Linked DNA regions of Homo sapiens: region 1 is linked to region 2. A link is an interaction called in ENCODE POLR2A ChIA-PET data of the cell type or tissue named here. Cell type or tissue: OCI-LY7. All regions are shown on one strand. Links, peaks and the distances in the headings refer to the core of each region. The heading gives the core; the rest is flanking DNA.

Evidence for each region. Peaks named below come from ENCODE experiments on the same cell type or tissue, not always from the same donor. Only the 100,000 strongest peaks of a DNase experiment are listed, where the experiment ranks them.
Region 1: POLR2A ChIA-PET joins it to region 2 with 9 read pairs; 4 of 35 experiments call an interaction of 5 or more read pairs at or near these places.

Annotation. Positions count from the first base shown.
Region 1 is chr10:70,158,201-70,166,770 of GRCh38, reverse strand. It overlaps SAR1A (secretion associated Ras related GTPase 1A), which reads left to right. Exons shown (of 7, transcript NM_020150.5): 2 at 4,840-4,913; 3 at 5,033-5,152; 4 at 5,702-5,767. The coding sequence starts at 4,856. It also overlaps the pseudogene CALM2P2. Among named protein-coding and RNA genes, the nearest start is that of SAR1A, 8.0 kb to the left of the region's middle. RefSeq lists an enhancer at 2,301-2,380. In OCI-LY7, for the core only: no CTCF peak of the experiment used is centred there; no DNase peak of the experiment used is centred there.
Region 2 is chr10:70,299,413-70,310,768 of GRCh38, reverse strand. LRRC20 (leucine rich repeat containing 20) reads left to right here. Exons shown (of 5, transcript NM_001278212.2): 5 at 9,261-11,356. The coding sequence ends at 9,415. Among named protein-coding and RNA genes, the nearest start is that of NPFFR1, 21 kb to the right of the region's middle. In OCI-LY7, for the core only: no CTCF peak of the experiment used is centred there; a DNase peak (open chromatin) is centred at 4,258; H3K4me3 peaks cover 916 bases; H3K27ac peaks cover 2,389 bases.

The sequences.
Region 1 (8,570 bases), core at 1-8,000, 140 kb after region 2:
GGAGGAATCCCCCACCTCAGCCTTGCAAAATGCTGGGATTACAGGTGTGAGCCACGGGGGCCCGGCCTGAATAAGTATTCTTATTTTAAGAAAATCTATTTGTAAAATGAGTTTGGGTGTGATTATTCATGTATGAAAAGATTCTCTTCTTATCCCTTAATGGTTCTCTAAAATAGTGATGTCATTTCTTTTTATAAATTGAGACCCGTGTCTGCAAAAATGATTAAATATTGAGATAACATTGGTAAATGGAGCAGGGCAAGTGGTGCTGGCCAGTAGAATTTTGGGTGACTTTTGTTTTTTAGAGTTGTTTACAGGATAGATTAATATGTTTTTCATTCAAATCAATGTGCTTTTCATTCTTATTTTCTATTTAGTGCATCTAAGTGGCATTCTGATTCACATTATTGATAAGACTGATTTCCTAGAGTTGTTCTTCACTGGATGACAGCAGTCGTATGTCTAGGGAATGTGAATGAACCGCTGCCTGGAGGAGTAAGTCACACAGTAAAAGAAAGTGTAGGCATACCTCGGATATACTGTGAGTTTAGTTCCAGACTACTGAAATAAAACAAGTACAGTAAAGCAAGTAACACGAATATTTTGGTTTCCTAGTGCACATAAAAGTTACGTTTACACTATACTGTAGTCTGTTAAGTGTACAGTAGCATTACGTCTTAGAAAATACGTACCTTATTTAAAAAATACTTTATGGCTAAAAAATGCTAACAAGCATCGGAGCCTTCTGCGAGTCATAACCTCTTTGCTGGTTGGGGATCTTACCTCCATGTTACTCCACGTTGATAGCTGTTGACTGATCAGGTTGATGATTGCTAAAGGTTGGGATGGCTGTGGCAGTTTCTTAAAATAAGACAACAAGGAAGTTTGTTGCATCAGTTAATGCTTGTTTTCAAGAAAGATTTCTCTGTAGCATGCAATGCTGTTTGATAGCATTTTACCCAAAGCAGAATTTATTTCAAAATTGGAACCAGTCCTCTTAAACCCTGCTGCTGCTCAAGTAAGTTTATGTAAACTCAAGTAAGTTTTTGTAATTTTCTAAATTGTTGGTGTCATTTCAACAGTATTCATAGCATCTTCACCAGGACTAGATTCCATCTCAAAAAAACCACTTTTTTTGCTTATCCATAAGAAGCATCTCTTTATCCATTAGTTTGATCATGAAATTACAGCAGTTGTCACATCTTCAGGCTCTACTTCTAATTCTAGTTCTCTTGCTGTTTCTACCACATCTAAGGTTACTTCTTCCTCCAAAGTCTCGAACCCCTCAAAGTTTTCCACGAGGGTTGGAATCACTGTCTTCCTAACTCCTGTTAATATTGATATTTTGACCTCTTCCCGTGAATCATAACTGTTCTTACTGGTACCTAGAATGGTGACTCCTTTCCAGGAGGTTTTCAGTTTACTTTGCCCAGATCCAGCAGAGAAATCAGTCTATGGCATTGATGGCTTTGTGAAATATATTTCTTTTTTTTTTTTTTTTTTTTTGAGACGGAGTCTCGCTCTGTCGCCCAGGCTGGAGTGCAGTGGCGGGATCTCGGCTCACTGCAAGCTCCGCCTCCCGGGTTCACGCCATTCTCCTGCCTCAGCCTCCCAAGTAGCTGGGACCACAGGCGCCCGCCACTACGCCCGGCTAATTTTTTGTATTTTTAGTAGAGACGGGGTTTCACCGTTTTAGCCGGGATGGTCTCGATCTCCTGACCTCGTGATCCGCCCGCCTCGGCCTCCCAAAGGAAATATATTTCTTAAATGAAAGACTGGCAAATCGAAAATACTCCTTGATCCATGGGAAGCAGAATGGATGTTGTTAGTAGACATTAAAACAACATTAACTTCTTTCTGCACCTCCATCAAAGCCCATGGGTGACCAGGTGCGTTGTCAATGAGCAGTAATATCTTCAAATCTTTTTTTCTGAGCAATAGGTCTTCACAGTGGGCTTAAAATACTTAGTAAACCATGCTGTAAACAGATGTGTGGTAGGCAGAGTAGATTTAGTATAATTCTTTTTTTAATTGTAATTTTTTTAATTGGAAAACAAATACACAACTTGGAATGGATTTGAGGCAAATTGTGCCATAAGCACATTTTCTTTAAGTGGCTAAACAAAGTTTAAAAAGCAAGTAACAGTAAAAGAAAATGTTTCTGGTACAGGACCAGCAGTACAGAAAAAACAGTGTGTGAGGTACCTGGGAGTACCTGGATAATACACCCATTCTGCAGTAGTGCAACTTTTAAGTACATATTGTTGGCTGTCCGTAGTCCACACAGAGTTACAACTCCATACTTCAACACCATGCTGACAGTTCCTAAAGAAAACTACTTTAAAAAAAGGCATAACCCGGATGTTCCCTTATTTGACCAACTCCACCTAAGTTTAGATGTGCAGAAGGGCTTAGATATATCCGGAGTAAGCCACAGGCAACATGTTACTTCATCAGTTTTCTAAAATAAGGTTTCAGGGCAATGACAGTAAGGGAAGAACACATGGAGGAATGAAGTCCTGATTACCATACATGCATATTTTTTTTTGACAGTAGGGAGAAGCCTTTTACAGATAAGTTACAAACAAAAGGCAAATAAACAGTTTTGTGCAAGAAATTTAACACATTCTGTACAAGGTCTTCATTATGCTGTCATCATTTGTACAAACTCATAGTTTACTTGACCATCACCATCAGGATCTGCTTCCCTGATCATTTAATCAACTTCTTCATCTGTTAACTTCACTCCAAGGTTTGTCATCACATGGTGAAGTTCTACACCACTAATATAGCCATTGCCATCCTTATCAAACACACAGAATGTTTCTCTAATTTCTTCTTCACTGTCTGTGTCTTTCATTTTTCTTGCCATCATTGTCAGAAATTCAGGGAAGTCAATTGTGCCATTACCATCAGCATCTACTTCATTAATCATGTCCTGTAACTCTGCTTCTGTGGGATTCTGCCTGAGACCTCATTACAGTTCCTAGTTTCTTTGTTGTTATAGTTCCATCACCATCTTTGTCAAATAGTGAAAAAACTTCTTTGAATTCTACAATCTGCTCCTCAGTCAGTTGGTCAGCCATGCTGCAAGTGCTACTGGTTTCCGAGACGCAACCACACAACCACTCTGCTCGCTCACTTGCTCCACTTGGACTGATTTAGTGTCATTCTTCAGGGCCCTAGGATTTTCAAAATGGTAAATGAGTATGGGTCCTAGGATTTTCAGAATGGTAAATGAGTATGGGTCCTAGGATTTTCAGAATGGTAAATGAATATTGGCCTCAACGTAAAGTCACCTTGCATTAGCCCATAACAAGAGAGTCAGCTTGCCCCTTGAAGCTTTGAAGCCAAGCAATGACATCTCCCCTCTAGCTATGAAAGTCCTAGATGGCTTTTCAAATAGAAGGCTGTTTTGCCTACATTGAAAATGTGTTGTTTAGTGTAGCCACCCACCTTCATCAGTTATCTTGCTGCAGCTTCTACATCAGCACTTGCTTTTTTACCTCGTGTTTTTATTTTATTATTATTTTTTATCAGCAATAAGGCTGTTTCATTTTCTTGACGTTCATGGGTTTGCTGGAGTAGCACTTTTAATTTTCTTCAAGAACTTTTCCTTTGCATTTGCAATTTGGGTAACTGTTGAGTGCAAGAGGCCTAGCTTCTGGCTTATCTCAGGTTTTGATGTGTCTTCGTCACTAAGCTTAATCATTTCTAACTTTTGCTTTCAAGGGAGAGACCTGTTACTTTCACTTGGAGAATAGGGAGGCTTGGGGTGGGGGCAGGACTGTGGAGGAAGTCAAGTTTGCTGTCTTCTATGGTTGTGGTTTGTGGCACAACAAAACAATTATACTAGTAATACCAAAGATCACTGATCATAGATCATGATGACAGATATAAGAATAATGAAAAAGTTTGAAATATTGTGTGAGAATTACCAAAATGTAACATAGAGACATGAAGGGAGCACATGCTGTTAGAAGATGGTACTGATACACTTACTCAACTCAGGGCTGCTTCCAACCTTCAATTTGTAAAAAAACCAGAAAACCTCAGGATCCACAAAGTATCATCAAATGAGGTATGCCTTTATATTTTTAACTCCTAGTTCTCTGAGTATCATAGATCAAAAACTATTAGGAAACAAGTTATTTTTGCACATATAAGGATTCTAGACTCTCCTCCAGATTGCAAAATCTGTGTCAAGAAAGAATATTAGTTTCTCTTTACTTTGCTTCCTCCCCTCCCCTTCCATCCCCTCCTCCCCTTCCCCTCCTCCCCTCCCCCTCCTCCCCTGCCCCGCCTCCCCTCCCCTCTCTTTTCTTTTCTTTTCCTTTCCTTTCCTTTCCCTTTCCCTTTCCCTTTCCCTTTCCTTTTCCCTTTCCCTTTCCCTTTCCCTTCCCTTTCCTTTCTCCTGTCCTGTCCTGTCTTTTTTATCAGAGTCTCCCTCTGTTGCCCAAGTGAGTGCAGTGGCACCGTCATGCCTCACTGCAGCCTCAAACCCCTGGGTTCAAGTAATTCTTCTGTCTCACCCTCCTGAGTAGCTGGGACTCTTGGTGTGTGTCATTATGTCCAGCTATTTTTTTAGTTATTTGTAGAGATTGAGTCCAGCTTTCTTGCCCAGGCCAGTTGTGAACTCCTGGGCTCAAGTGATCCGCCTGCCTTGGCTTTCCCAAATGCTGGGATTCCAGGTGTGAGCCACCATGCCTGGCCTGCTTTCTTATTCCCGAAAACAAGAGACTATAAATGTGCATCATGGCTAGGGAACAAGAGTTAACCTCTCCACAATTGTACTGTCATTCAGAAAGCTAATGTTTGCTACTTTCATATTTTATACAGGTAGTAAGCATTAATAATGTCTTTCATCTTTGAGTGGATCTACAATGGCTTCAGCAGTGTGCTCCAGTTCCTAGGTAAAGCCATTTCCTTGAAATACAGGTTTCAAAGTTTGTGCCTTTCCCTCAGTAATTTAACTACAAATAGGCTTTGGTCTGTAGAGAGCAAATGTGTTAACAATTTTTTTCTCTTTTAGGACTGTACAAGAAATCTGGAAAACTTGTATTCTTAGGTTTGGATAATGCAGGCAAAACCACTCTTCTTCACATGCTCAAAGATGACAGATTGGGCCAACATGTTCCAACACTACATCCGAGTAGGTTTGAAAATATCAGGTGACCTTTTGATCTTTAAAGGTCAGTGTTAGGCGTGGAGGATGAATCCCTAGTTGGTGGAGTTCTTTTATTAACTGAAGTCCCAAAAGCCAACTCATACGAGAAAGTTCCCTGTAAGACACACTCAGGTTATGTACTTTCAGATCTAAACCTCTGGAACTTTGTCATTATCTGTTGTCACTGGTCCTGTAAAGGGACACCTCTCCTATACCTACTTCTAAGAAGTGGAAAATAGCTTGGAAGAAAAGAAACCTTTGGCTTTTAGAATAGTTTAAGAACATTTCACCCTTGTATTCCTTTTCTTTGTTGGGAGTGGGGCGTTGCCTGGGCTGGTCTCAAAAATCCTGGGCTCAGATTATCCTCCTGCCCTCAGCCTCCTGAGTAGCTGGAACTACAGGCGGGTACCACCACACTCAACTTCTTGTATCTTTTTCTTTACAAGATGAAAGCATTGATATTGGCTTATAGTACTAGTAGTTGGGGGTTGTTGAGTTGACAAGTTTTTTTCTTCTTTTTAAACAATTTTTCAGCATCAGAAGAGCTAACAATTGCTGGAATGACCTTTACAACTTTTGATCTTGGTGGGCACGAGCAAGGTAAGTGATGACTCAGTGGAAAGCATGTTTATTGACTTATTTTTTTTGTGCCTCCCAGCTCCTTTTAAAAGCAGTGTGTCATTTTTACCTTTTAAATTACTTACATTTTAGAATTAGGATCTTATTACTTTAGTGAAGTTGTTTTATTCATTTATTTTTTTAAGTAATTTCAAACTTGTCAAAAGTTGCATTAAATAATACACAGAAGTCCCCTTCAATATTACCCTATTGAGCTGGGATAAAGTTAGCCATAATGTATAACTATTCATGAACTTTTAAGTATTTGCCTGATATAGCCAAACTCAACTCAAATCTTGACTGAAAATTTTTACAAAGCAGGACAGCATCTTGCCATTTTAATCTTTACTACATTTTTACTTATTAATGTAATTTACCTTGTAACTGGAAAATATGTTAAAAGATATATGTATTGCTTCAACAAGAGTAATTATTTCATCATTTTAACTAGGCTTGCCCTAAGCCAGTATATTTTCTTCTATACCTTTTGCTCAAATTTGTTAGTCTCCTCCTCCCTACATAATACATATTAATGCTTATTTTTTATGAACTGTTTGTGAGCATATCATGCCCCTTTACTCTTTAATACTTTAGTGCCTCTTCTTTATATAATACATATTAATGCTTGTTTTTAATGAAGTGTTGGTGAGCATATCATGCCCCTTTACTCTTTAATACTTTAGTGCCATTTTCTAAGAACAAAGATATTTCCTTGTATATAATCATAATAGTTATCAAATCCAGGAAGTTTTATTTTTATCCACTCTGTATTTCCTTTTTTTTTTGGTCAGTTGTCCTGATAATCTCTTTTATACCATTTTTTTCATCTTGACCAGGTATACGGTATCATATATCTAGTTATGAAGTCATTTTTGCATCCTTTATTCAATGGAGTGAAAGTATGTAGGAAATTAAATATTTATAAGTAATTTCAGACTTGTCAAAAGTTGCAAAAGTAATACAGTGACTATGTGTGATTACTCTGATACAAGTTGATATTTTGTATATTCTATCCATTTCAGACAGTTGGTGGAACATTTCCTTCTACCTTTTTGCTTTCCTCAGAAGTGCTTTTTGCCTACTCAGGCTATGTCTTTGGTTTCCAGATTCCTATCAGGTGTTTAGAGACATACAGAGTGTCATCTTTGTCTGATGGGCACTCAGTTCACATTTGACAAGACCGTAGGTATAGGAGTAAAACATTTAAGATGTGAGAATAAATATTCTGGGAAAGTAGGGAAAAGGAACTATTGAGATTCTGTCAGATTTACTTACTTGTTATTACACTGAGTGGAGAAGTCTTGTTTTGAAACATTAGGTTGAGCTAATACCGTTTTTTTCTTTTTTTTGAGATGGGGTCTTGCTCTGTTGCCCAGGCTGGAGTGCAGTGGCACAATTTTGGCATACTGCAACCTCTACTTCCTGGGCTCAAGCAATCCTCCCACCTGTTTTTTGTAGAGACTGGGTTTCCGCCATGTTGCCCAGGCTGGTCTTCAACTCCTGAGCTCAGGTGATCCACCTGCCTCAGCCTCCCAAAGTGCTGGGATTATGGGCGTGAGCCACTGTGCCCAGCCTAATACAGTTTTTAAAAAATGTATAGTAAAATATAACATTGGTCATTTCTAGTTGTTAAGCCTAATAATTTTATAGTCAGTGATTTCATTAACATATAATTACATTTTAATTAATTTATTTAATATTTATGCCCTGAAAAATCATGTATATTATGATCATAATCACATAAAATACCAGTAAAGAAAAGAGGCTGGAAGAAAATATCAAAATATTGACAAGGGGTGTGTTTTGATAGAGGGATTAGAAATGATTTTGTTTCCTTTTTTTCTGTAAGGAGCTTGTATTTTTTTCATTTGGGTAAGAATGGGTATATGGTGTCCTTTCTGCTGCTTCCACAAAAGGATTTGTAACTGCTTACAAATTTAAATTCAGAGCAAGATAAGACTGAACCTAGACCATCTGGAGAATGTAGAAGGACCAGACGCCAGATGGTTTTATATACCTGAACTGGGAATTGTAGATTGTTTGGTGTGATAAATTTAGGTTTCAGGTTTTGTTAAAAGTAAGAAGGGAAATGTATTGATGTAATTAGTTTTGTTTATTTGACTGAGGAAAATCTACTTAACAAAAACACTTTTACATAATAACCTAGCCACCATTTTATAAAAGTTACTAAAGTACTGTACATCTGGAGGTTTCCTTTTTTTTTTTTTGTATAACTTAAAAATTTTAACTTATAAAAGGAGAGCAAGTTCGATGTAACAAAATCAGTATAGAACTACGGAAAGTAAAATGGAAAGTTCCTTCAACCTCTTTTTCCTAGCTCCACTCTTTAAAGGTAACCATTATTAACTGATGTAGAGATGGTTCGTTATTCATTCTATTGCAAGGGCTAGAAATTAATGGCTTAGAAATGATAGTACAATTAAATCACTGCTTCCCAGCCTTTATCGTTTCATGTCACAAGCAAAAAACCAAGTAATATTTATAAGGCATGCTGGGTTAAATATGGTAGGTTGAGATAACTGGCCTGGGGCCTTGAACCACTTGTCAGGCCTAGTCTCCCTAAGGGCTGAGCAGAGGAATGTGTCAAGACGCCTACACACAAGTTGGCTAGAAACTAACTGGGACTAAAGTTACATGGACAAGTAATTTGTATCCTGATGTTTTAACTCAGAGGTTGCAAACTAGACTTGGCCCCAGGGGCAAGGCAAGTCATTTAAGTGAGTAAAATTGGCTGACTGTAAGACAGCAGGGAAATTTTGTCAAG
Region 2 (11,356 bases), core at 162-8,161:
TTGAGTGTAGCTGTAGTCACAGAGTTGATTAAGCAGCATTGATGGCGATTCTGCTGTTTGCCCAGCTCAGGGTGGTCTCAGCCTGAAGGGACTCATGGTCTAGTTCAAAAGGTTAGACATTCATTCATCCAACAGATATGGAGCACCCGTGAGCACTGTGCTTTGTGTCACATTTACAGGAGTGAACAGACATATTCACAGGTTGCAGGGCATGGTGCATGATACGAGTGTGTATAAAGAAAATGTTCAGAGAGTTTGGAGGGGGATGCAGGGGAGTGGCAAAGGAAGCCGCCCTTGAGCTGGGATTTGAGGAGCAGCAGGACGTGGTGAGTGGTGATGGGAGCATGGCCCATGGTATTGAAGGCAAAGCGGAGGTCCCTTTCCTCTCCACAACAAAGTCCAGAGACCACTGGGCTGTCTAGCCTCAGGACATTTATTTAACCTCTCCAAGCCTCAGTTTCCCCATCCACAAAATGCAGGTCATTTCATATTCTCCTCTGCAGCCTCCAGCTATCTCCCTCTCTTGTCAGGATGCTGTGAGCATAAATGATCTTTCAGCTTTATCCAGAAACTCCCAGTTGCCTTCTTGGGCTTGTCACTTGCGAGTTTGACTGCTCTGATGTGTTGGTTCTGCCAGCTTTGGCATGTTTGATGGTCCCATCGCTCCTTCCTCTAAGCTGCTCAAATGACTTTTGCGGTTAAATTAGGGGAAAGAGCTATACCTAATCCCTGCTCTGTGCCTGTGAAAGCTATTACTGGCCTTCAGTAGGGTGGTTCAGAGAATGCCACAGACCCTGGAGAGGCCAGCTCTGTGGCAGACGTGGAAACAGCAAGCCGAGACCCCGGCAGTGCCGCTCCCACTAGGCCTGGAGTCGTGGGGATGTGTTCCGGGGCTGGGCTGCAGTGGGTCTTCCTGCCATGCCCAGCAAGCCTGTGGCAGCAGCATGACAGGGGGACCCCCCCATCCTCAGAAGTACTAGCCACTGTGTGGGCCACTGGCCTTCCCAGGTGAGGGACAGAGGAGACACGGGAGTCCAGAGTAGGGAGGGTCCTTAGCAAGCTCCTGTTCAGCCTCCTCTGGAGAAACTGGGGAAGGATCAGTGGTCTTCAGTAGCGGATGGGGAGAAGGGGTGACAGCAGCTCTGAGCCACCATTTCTCAAGTGGGAATATCTTGACAACTGAGGTTGTGATCTCTTAGCCCGGGCTTCAGTCCTTACTGAATCGCTCAGTGAAACTTGCCTGTCATTGTTATCTTCTGGGGGCCGGGGGCCAGTGCAAGGAGACCAGGTTCTGGCCTTGGCCTTGCCCCTCTGCGTTGTGTGTTGAAGTGTATGGGCTCTGGGATCAGGAACTGTCCTGCCTCCACCACTTACTGGCGTGGCAACCTTGGGCATCAAGAAACTGAGAATCAAGTTTTCTTACCTGAGAAATGGGTCATTGTGAGGAACTGTCTAGCATAGGGCCTCAAACATCAGTTCCCAGAAGCAGCCTGCTTTGCTGGGCCCATTTAGACAAAGGTGCTACACCTCCTTGCGCCTTGATTTCCTCCTGTGTCCAATGGAGTTTGATGCCCCATGAAATAAAAGCCAAGTGCGAGGGGTCTTTCTTACTCTGGGTGATCAGGGGCAGAGGGGATGGCATCTGTACCCCTGCCCACGCTGCTGGCTGTGCCGCTGGGGAATGGCTGCAACAGAACTCCTGAATATGAAGATGTGCAAGAGTCCAAGGAATTAGCCCTTTTCTTCCCAGCCATTATTAATAGGGAAAATGGGGGCCCTGCTTGAAAGAAGAGACTCAAGAACTACCATAGGCAGCACCTTTCTTTAGCCCCCACACCCAGCAAGAGGCTGGGACGAGCGAGGCCAGGCTGCTGGCAGCTGTGTGGTATGACATTTGTACCCACATGAGCTCCAGAGAAAGCGAAGGAGGTGAGTGGGCACTCCTAGCACTTGTTCTTTCTTTTCCTCTTCTCCGAGGAGTCACGTCTGCTTATAACCCTGCCTTCTGAAAACAGCCTGTCTCTGCGTCTTTTCCTGTCTGAGCCTCCATTTGCCATGGACTCCTGGCCTCTCCCACCCCTCCTTGCTGGCTCGCTCGCCTGTCACATGGTTCCTGCTCCAGGCAGGTGATGACCAGCCCCTCCCTGCCACACCCCCCAACCCCGGCTGCCCTATAGCCAGTCTTCTTATTGGGGACACAGCTCCTGGAGTAAGCAATTCCTGTGTCCCCCAGCATTCAAGGCCGTGGACTGGGCCCCTGGTCTCATACGCAGAGCCTGCCTTCAGGGAACTGAGAGGCCAGGTCACCCCAGAGTCTAAGGGTAGGCAAGCTCCTCCCGTTAGGGAACCTGGCTGCCAGTTTACGGGGCCCGGGGACTCCTGCATAGCGCTTCTCTGTGGTCAAGAGTCTTCTCCGTCTCGGTGTCAGCCTTGCTACCCACTGGCTGGGTGACCCCAGGCAAAATTACTTCCTCCCACTGAGCCTGGGTTTTCGCAACTTTCAGGACCCTCCTACCTCCTGTGGTCTCTCTGCCATGATCTGTACAGCTTCTTGTCAATGGCCTATGAATATCAGTATGTCCAGGAACTTTCTTGTTGGTGCTCTCAGCGGAGGCCAAATCTGGGGCTTTGGCCTTCTATGAGTGGTGGTGAGGGGCTCCGGGAGCCATAGTGCTTTTAGGAGACATCTGAGGCTCAACCCTTGTTCCTTTCTATGTGAGCCGACATCTGGGTTATCTGGGTGGTGAACTCAGGCTGAGACTCTGCTGGCCAAACTCTGTGGGCTTATCCCCAGGCATCTGGGCTGCTGCTCAGCGGATGCAGGCCCCAGACCAGTGACAGGGAGCAGGGAACCTGCACTAGCTGGACACATGTTGCTGGAGCACTGTGCTGTTGTACTGCATGCAGGCATCTTGTCGACTTCTGGGACCTCCCTGCAAGGTGAGCAGTATGACTCCATTTTACAGATGAGAAAGCTCAGGTGCAGGGATCCTGCCTGAGGCACCACAGTCACTGGAAAGCCGGGCGTATCCTTCTGACTCCAGAGCTTGTTTATCTTAATAACCACTACCCACCCACTCTCAACTATCATGTGAAGCGAAGGATCTGGGGGCCTTTGCCTAAATAAGGTGGTGGTGTTTTCTAAGCTCCAGGCTTCAGCAGTGTCATGGACAAGAAGGGATAGATTTGTTCTATGCTGTGACCCACAGCAGAACAAGGAGGCCTGGAAGATTCTAGAAGCAATTTGAGAACATCTCCAGGAAGCTCTTTCTCTCAGGACGGGTCAGCAGCCTCTTTGAAAGCCTTTGTTGGGGGTGCAGGATAGGAAGCTCCTGGGAGATTCAACAGGAATTCTAGAGAGCAGTTAGTGGAGGTATATACACATATTCATTGACAGAGCAATCAGTCTTGCTCCTGGGCATATATCCAAAGACTTTCCCACATTGGCTCCTAAGGACAGATAGAGGCCACTTGGGTGTCATTGCTGGCAGAGTAGAGAGGTACAGTGTGGTGGGTGCACAGCATGGTATACTAAGCAGCAGTCAAAAGCAGATGGATTCGATGTACACAGTCCTCGTGGATGGAATGTAAAACACGGCTTAGTCAGTCACACTTACTATTGGGCACTAATACTCTTCCCCATTGAAAGGAACCAGGACTTCTTGGAGAAGTGGCTGATTCCAGGGCTGGGAACAGGGAAGGCTCAAGACGTGTCTTCCTAGAAATTCAGGCAGTGCATCCAAAAAGTGCTGGAGCCATGTCAAAAGATACAGGAGCCAGGCCAAAGGGGCTCCCAGTGGTCAAATCTGGACAATTTGAGCATCAGAATAATGAAGTCCAATAATGAATTGTAAATCACTAGAAACATAGGAGTCTATATTGATAATAGATACATGGAAGAGAAGTAGAATACTGAGGACTGTTGACATTAGGAAATCATTTTGCAGCCATCATAAAGATCAGGTCAGGTAAGAATCTTTAGTGGATGCTAAGTCTAAGGGTGATGAATGCTAAATGTTGGTGAGAACCAACATTTAGGATATTTGCACGCTCTTAAGATGTGTCCCCACAGACTTCTTGTTAGATGCAAGGGAGAAAAAAAACACACAATAGTAATTATATAGTGGAGAAAGCAAGTTACACATTGATCAAGTGATCAAAAGTAACAATAGAAATGAATTTGGTGTGCCTCTGATGTGATACCCCAGGAAGGACATGCACCTGTGCAGTCTTCAGCTGAGGATGCGAAGTCTCGGTTGAATCGTGAAGAAACACCAGACAAACACAAAATGAGGAACTTTTAAAAAGGGAAGGGGGCAGTGCACTACTCCTCCAATATCAATGTCATAAAAGACAAAGGGGCCCAAAGAGTTAGAAGTAAATGCAATCCTTGATTCCAGACTGGCTCTGGTACTAGAGGGGGAAGTGCTGTACAGGATGTTAGGGCACCTGACCACACTGAACTGTGGGCCATGGGTTAGATACACATTCTATCAATGTGAATACCTGGAACCCTTAACTGCACTGTGGTTATGTAAGAGAATGTCCCAATTCCTAGGAAATATACACTGAGGGCCATGACGTATGTATGGTACACTCAAATGATTCAGAAAAAAAGCGTGTGTGTGTGTGGGGTGGGGGAGAGAGAGAGAGAGAGAGAGAGAGACAGAAAATGCATGCACAAATGATAGAGCAAATAGGATAAAATGATAACAATTGGCGAATCTAGGTCGGGCGCAGTGGCTCACGCCTTGGAATCCCAGCACTTTGGGAGGCAGAGGTGGGCAGATCACAAGGTCAGGAGATTGAGACCATCCTGGCTAACACGGTGAAATCCCGTCTCTACTAAAAATATAAAAAATTAGCCGGGCGTGGTGGCGGGCACCTGTAGTCCCAGCTACTTGGGAGGCTGAGGCAGGAGAATGGCGTGAACCCGGGAGGCGGAGCTTGCAGTGAGCCGAGATCACGCCACTGCACTCCAGCCTGGGTGACAGAGCGAGACTCCATCTCAAAAAAAAAAAAAAATTGGCAAATCTAGCTAATGGTCATCTGGTATTTTTGCTAGTTTTTATTTTTAGTTTTGCAACATTTTATACATTTGAAATTATTTCCAAAGGAAAAAAGGAGGGGGGAAGAGACTTAAGACAATAATATTCAACTTTTCTGAGTAAAAAAATTTAAGACTTCTGAAACTGAAAGTCCTAAAGACATTTGAATAAAAACGTGGCCCATGCTATGTGGTTCCATTTATATGAAGTTCAGGAATAGACTAAATTAATGATGAAGAAGATCAGAGGGTATAAACTGGAAAGGGGCACAAGGGAACCCTTTTGGGGGTTCTTGAAATGTTTTCTATTTTTATCTGGGTGGGGGTCTCATACATCTGGGTATACATCACATATATACCCAGAAGAATGGAAAGCAGGGTCTCGAAGAGATATTGGCGCACTCATGTTCTTAGCAGCATTGTTCATCATAGCCAAGCGATGGGAACAACCCAAGTGACCATGGACAGGTGAACCTCAAGGTTCATTCACGTTATGACATGGGTCTGAAGTTTCTTCCTTTTTATTATTTATTTATTTAGATAGAGTTTCGCTCTTGTTGCCCAGGCTGGAGTGCAGTGGTGTGATCTCGGCTCACTGCAACCTCCACCTCCCAGGTTCAAGAGATTCTCCTGCCTCAGCCTCCCAAGTAGCTGGGATTACAGGCATGTGCCACCACACCCGGCTAATTTTTTGTATTTAGTAGAGACAGGGTTTCACTGTGTTGGTCAGGCTGGTCTCGAACTCCTGACCTCAGGTGATCCACCTGCCTTCGCCTCCCAAAGTGCTGGGATTACCGGTGTGAGCCACCGTGGCTGGCATTTCTTCCTTTTTAAGGCTGAATAATCCTGCATTATCAATGCCACGTGCCATAATGTGGATGAGCCTTGAGGACATTATGCTCAGTGGCATAAGCCCGTCACAAAAAGGCAAATACTATATGAGTCCACTTATATGAGGTACCTAGAGTAGTCAAATTCATGGTGGTTGCCAGGTGCTGGGAGGAGGGAGGGATGGGGAGTTTTTGTTTAAATGGGTATAGAGTTTCAGTTTTGCAAGATCGAGTTCTGGAGATTGGTTGTAAAACAATGTGAATGTGTCCATGCTGCTGAACTGTACACCTAAAAATGGTTAGTATGGTAAATTTATTTGTATTTTACCACAATTAAAAATTAAAAATAATATTTAAAAAAGATTGTTATTGGTGCTTAGTAAAATATATATATATATATATATATATATATATATATATAAAGAAGTGGCCTGATATCTATATAGCACAGTACCATTTGCCTAAAGTAAAATATGTGTATAATATCCATTAGTGTGTTCTAAAATTAAACACAAAACAACCACAAAAACAAAAAGCCCCCAACCGTGGGCAATATTTTGTGCCTAGGAGAGGACAGGAGCTGGCTCTTGCCATCACTATCGGCCTGAGGTTGTGTCGGACTGCATGGGATGAGGTCTGGCCCCGTCCTGTGCTAGGGTGGGAGGTTTTCTGGGATCCGGCTGCTCACGGAATTGGATCGGGGAAGAGCGGATGCAGCCAGAGCCTCAGCTTGCACAGGGCACGCGTCGAGGGCAAGCGTCCTAGTGTTGTCTGAGTGATCCTAAAGGTTAGGTGGGAGGAACTATAACAGGTTACCAAGTGTTAGTATAGCTGCTGCCTTATTCTGGTCCTTTAAAAAAAAAACTGAGGCGAAATTCACATAACATAAAATTAACCACTTAAATTAACCACATAAAGTGTATAATTCATTGGCATTGAGGACATTCACAGTGTTGTGCAATCATCACCTCTATCTAATTCCAAAATACTTCTGTCACCCCAAAGGAGTCCCCATATCCTTTAAGCAGTTGCTCCCCAATTTAATTCTGTTTGAGGAAATATTAGTTATGTCCATTTTCAAGATTAGGAAAACAAGGTACGGGAAGTAATACAAATTTTTAGGTGGTAAAGCTGGGGCATCAGCTTAGGGCTGTCTTAAATTTCATGTCTATGACACTAGGCTGTGCTGCGTCTTCAGTTATAACTGAGAATATTGGACCTGGAATTAATTATAGATCACTACTATCTTTATATTTATTACACTGTGGCATTTTTGATGAGTGTTGGAAAATGCCCTAGTATCTTATGTAAGTTAGGTGGATGACAGCTTGAAACTTGATTTCCAAATTCTACACGTTAAATTTTGGAAACTAGAGCTGGGACAGGAGATATGTTTGTTTTGATTCCAGAGGACATTCCATCTCTAAGTGATGATCCAGCATAGTGATGATCCAATATAGTCTGGAACTTCCCAGATAGCTCTTATGGAGCAGTGATATAGGTAGGGCACATTATCAGGAGTCCTGATAAATTCAAACTGTAACTAACCTCCCTTAGATAGACCCAAGATAGTCATGTCTGCTTCTTTAGGGACTCTTTAGGGGTATGATGGAGCAGATGGCATGATAGAGTGGCATTCCCATAGTTAAGAAGAATTTCCATAGGCCACTGTATGCGACTTCCTCTCTCTTGGCAAAAATATTCTTTATGCACATAATAGTCTTTGTTTTTTAATAGTTTTATTGACACATACTATACAATTCACCCATTTAATATATGCAATTCGGTGGTTTTGGCATATTACATTATTTTTTAATTGTGATAAAATATATATAACAAAATGTGCCATTTTAACCTTTTTTTTTTCTTTTAAGAAATAGAGGGCCGGGCGCAGTGGCTCACGCCTGTAATCCCAGCACTTTGGGAGGCCGAGACGGGCGGATCACGAGGTCAGGAGATCGAGACCATCCTGGCTAACACGGTGAAACCCCGTCTCTACTAAAAATACAAAAAATTAGCTGGGCATGGTGGCGCGCGCCTGTAGTCCCAGCTACACGGGAGGCTGAGGCAGGAGAATGGCGTGAACCTGGGAGGCGGAGCTTGCAGTGAGTCGAGATCGCGCCACTGCACTCCAGCCTGGGCGACAGAGCGAAACTCCGTCTCAAAAAAAAAAAAAAAGAAATAGAGACTGGGGTCTCACTATGTTGCCCATCCTGACTTTGAACTCCTGGGCTCAAGAGATTCTCCTGCCTCAGCCTCCTGACTAGCTGAGACTATAGCCTGGCTGATTTTAACCATTTTTAAGCATACTGTAGCTCAGTGGCATTAATTACTTTCACCATGTTGCGCAACCATCACCGCTATCTATTTCCAAAATATTTTCATCACTCCAACAGAAACTGTAGCTATTAAGCAATAAATCCCTACTTCCCCTTCTCCTAGCCCCTGGGAACCTCTGTTCTACTTTCTGTTTCTATGAATTCAACTACTCTATGTACCTCACATAAGTGGAGTCATACGGTATTTGTCTTTTTGTGCCTGCCTTCTTTCTTTAGCACAATATTTTCTCTTTTTTTTTTGAGACAGAGCTTTGCTTTGTCGCCCAGGCTGGAGTGCAGTGGTGCGATTTCCCCTCACTGCAACCTCCGCCTCGTGGGTTCAAGCAATTCTCTGCCACAGCCTCCCAAGTAGCTGGGATTACAAGCACCCACCACCATGCCCGGCTAATGTTTTTGTATTTTTAGTAGAGATGGGGTTTCACCAGCTTGGCCAGGCAGGTCTTGAAATCCTGACCTCGTGATCCACCCGCCTCACCCTCCCAAAGTGCTGGGATTACAGGCGTGAGCCACCACGACTGGCCTAGCACAATGTTTTCAAGGTTCATTCATGTTGTAACCTGTATCGGAATTGCGTTCCTTTAAAAGGCTACATAGTATTCCATATATCATATATATATGGACATATATATGGACAACATAGTATATATCATATTGTTTATCCATTCATCTATTGGTGGACATTTGACTATTATAAATAGTGCTGCTATGAACATTTGTGTAAAATTATTTGTTTGAATGCCTGTTTTTAATTCTTTCAGTTCTACCTAGGAGTAAAATTGCTGGGTTGTATGGCAATCCTACGTTTAACTTTTTGAAGCAGTTGATTCTTATTTTTAAGGATGCTTTCCTCCATGTGGTTGTTATATCCTGGTGGGCCCGATGGCCCTTTGCACAGGGCTGGGCACCAGGAGCTGAGCCCACGTGCAGTGGGCAATGGAGAGCTGCCCCTCACCATCAGGTGCTCAGAGTCCTCATGGCCCATTGTCCTTCTTTTCTGTCTGGTTGGCCTCCACCACTCTAACCTGTCCATTCTGTCCCCAATAGATGTGCCCGTGGAGAAGCTGGCCGCCATGCCAGCCTTGCGCAGCATCAACCTCCGCTTCAACCCACTCAACGCCGAGGTGCGCGTGATCGCCCCGCCGCTCATCAAGTTTGACATGCTCATGTCTCCGGAAGGCGCAAGAGCCCCCCTACCTTAGGCCACCCTCCTCATGCCCACCCAGCAAGGGGCAGAGGCCACAGGCCTGGAACCCTGGAAGGGAGGGAGGCCCATGGGAGGCCAAGCCTGGGGGCTGGGGGCGGGTGGGCCGAGCAGCACGTGGTGGGTGGGGTGCAGCTGGTCTGGATAGATAGCTTACAGCAGTAGTGGGCTCTGGAATGCCCAAGGGAAGAGGCAAGGTGGGGCCTGCAGCCTGGACTCGGCACTCACAGCTGCTGTGCAAACTCAGGCAGATCTCCTGCCCTCTCTGAGCCTTGTCACTTGAAAAAAACAGGACCCTTTCCCTCCTTTGGGCTCCCTGGAGGTTTTTAAGCAGTACGTGCCTCCAAGTTACCTCCAGATCAGCAGGCACAGGTGGGCATTGCCAGGTATTTTCTGAGCCCCTGCGGGTTTGAGGCCTTGTTTTTAGTGCTGAGAGCCAGTTGCTGCCCTGAGAAGAGAAGACAACCTCCATCTATTTATTGCTTCCTGAGAACTGACCTGGATGCGGCCCTCTGCAGGGCCCAGTCTTCAGTCCTGTGGTCCCTGGACTGGTGGGAACCTGAACTAGGAGTCCTGGGAGAGCTGTGGTGGGAATATGGGCTGGCACTGCTGCAGGGCAAGAACATTCATGTAGGAGCCCGAGGACCAGCAGGCTGGGAATGGGGAGCAAGTCACGTCAGCTCTGTCATTCCCCACAGTTAACAAATTGGCGGGGTGGGAAGTCCTGAGTGCTCCGTCCCTCTAGCATCACTCCTGAGCTGCGGGAGAGGTGGCCCAGAGAACAGCAGAGTCAGTTACACCTGCAGCTCTTGTCTAAAGTGATTAGATGGCCACCCTCACCACTGTCCAGTCCAGCAGCAGCCTGGCTGCCTTGTCATGGCCTCCTGGGGGCAGAAGGCGATGTGGACCACGGGATTTGTAGCCAGCCAGCTCCCAGGCCAACGCCCAAAGCCCTGATGACCTGGTTCTTCTGAGGCCCTCAACCTGGCATCTTAGGGTATGGTCAGGCAACAGGGTGACCAGCTGTCCTGGTTTCCCAGGACATGGAACTTTCAATGCTAAAACTGGGACAGTACCCAGCAAGTGGGGATGGTTGGTCCCCTACCAGGAGAGGGCCTGGGGCTCTTGCTTCCCGAGAACGCCTGTGGCTTGAAGAACCTTGACTGCTTGGTCCTCAGGTATCTACCTCCCACCTTCTCCTCATCTGTGGAGCAAGCCAACTCAGTGCCCCAGACCCCACCTGATCTGCATCTTTGTTTGCATCTCCAGAGACACCTGAGGCCCCAGAGCTTGAGGCAAAGCCAGGCCGTCCAAATCCTGTGTGCCGTGGACGAGTGGCCACTTTACTACTCCTAAGGCTAAGATGTTGAGAGCTCAGACCACTGCTCAGAGCAGTAATCCCTGCTCAGAATGCTCCCAGTTCCCTCGTCCCTGCCCAGGTCTCTTGTCTCTTGGGAAGGAACTGATAGGTCGGGCCATTGTTGGGCCATCACTGAGCGCTCAGTATCTCAAGAGACTCTGTTCATTCTGCTCGTATCCCAAGGCCTGGTTGGTCAAACTCTGGGCAAAGGGTTTTCAGGATGAGGAGGTCAAGACAGGATCTCCAGAGCTACCGAGTTCATCTGTGGGTGTTGGGGGCAAGTGGGGGCTGAAGTCCTGTGCAGGCTGCGCTGGCCCCACCTGCCTTGTGCCCTGGAGTGGGGTTTCTCCTTGTTGAAGAAGAGGCATCCTTCTCTGATGTGCACAAACACAATGTATGACCAGAGCCTTGCAACTCAAAGTGTGGTCTGTGGACCAGCAGCGGCAGTGACACCTGGGAGCTTGTTAGGAATGCAGAGTCTAGGCCTCACCCTATACCTCCCGACTCAGACCCTGCATTTTAGCAAGACCCCCAGCTGATTCCTATAAGCACTTTAGAGTTTGAGAAGCAAGGACCTAG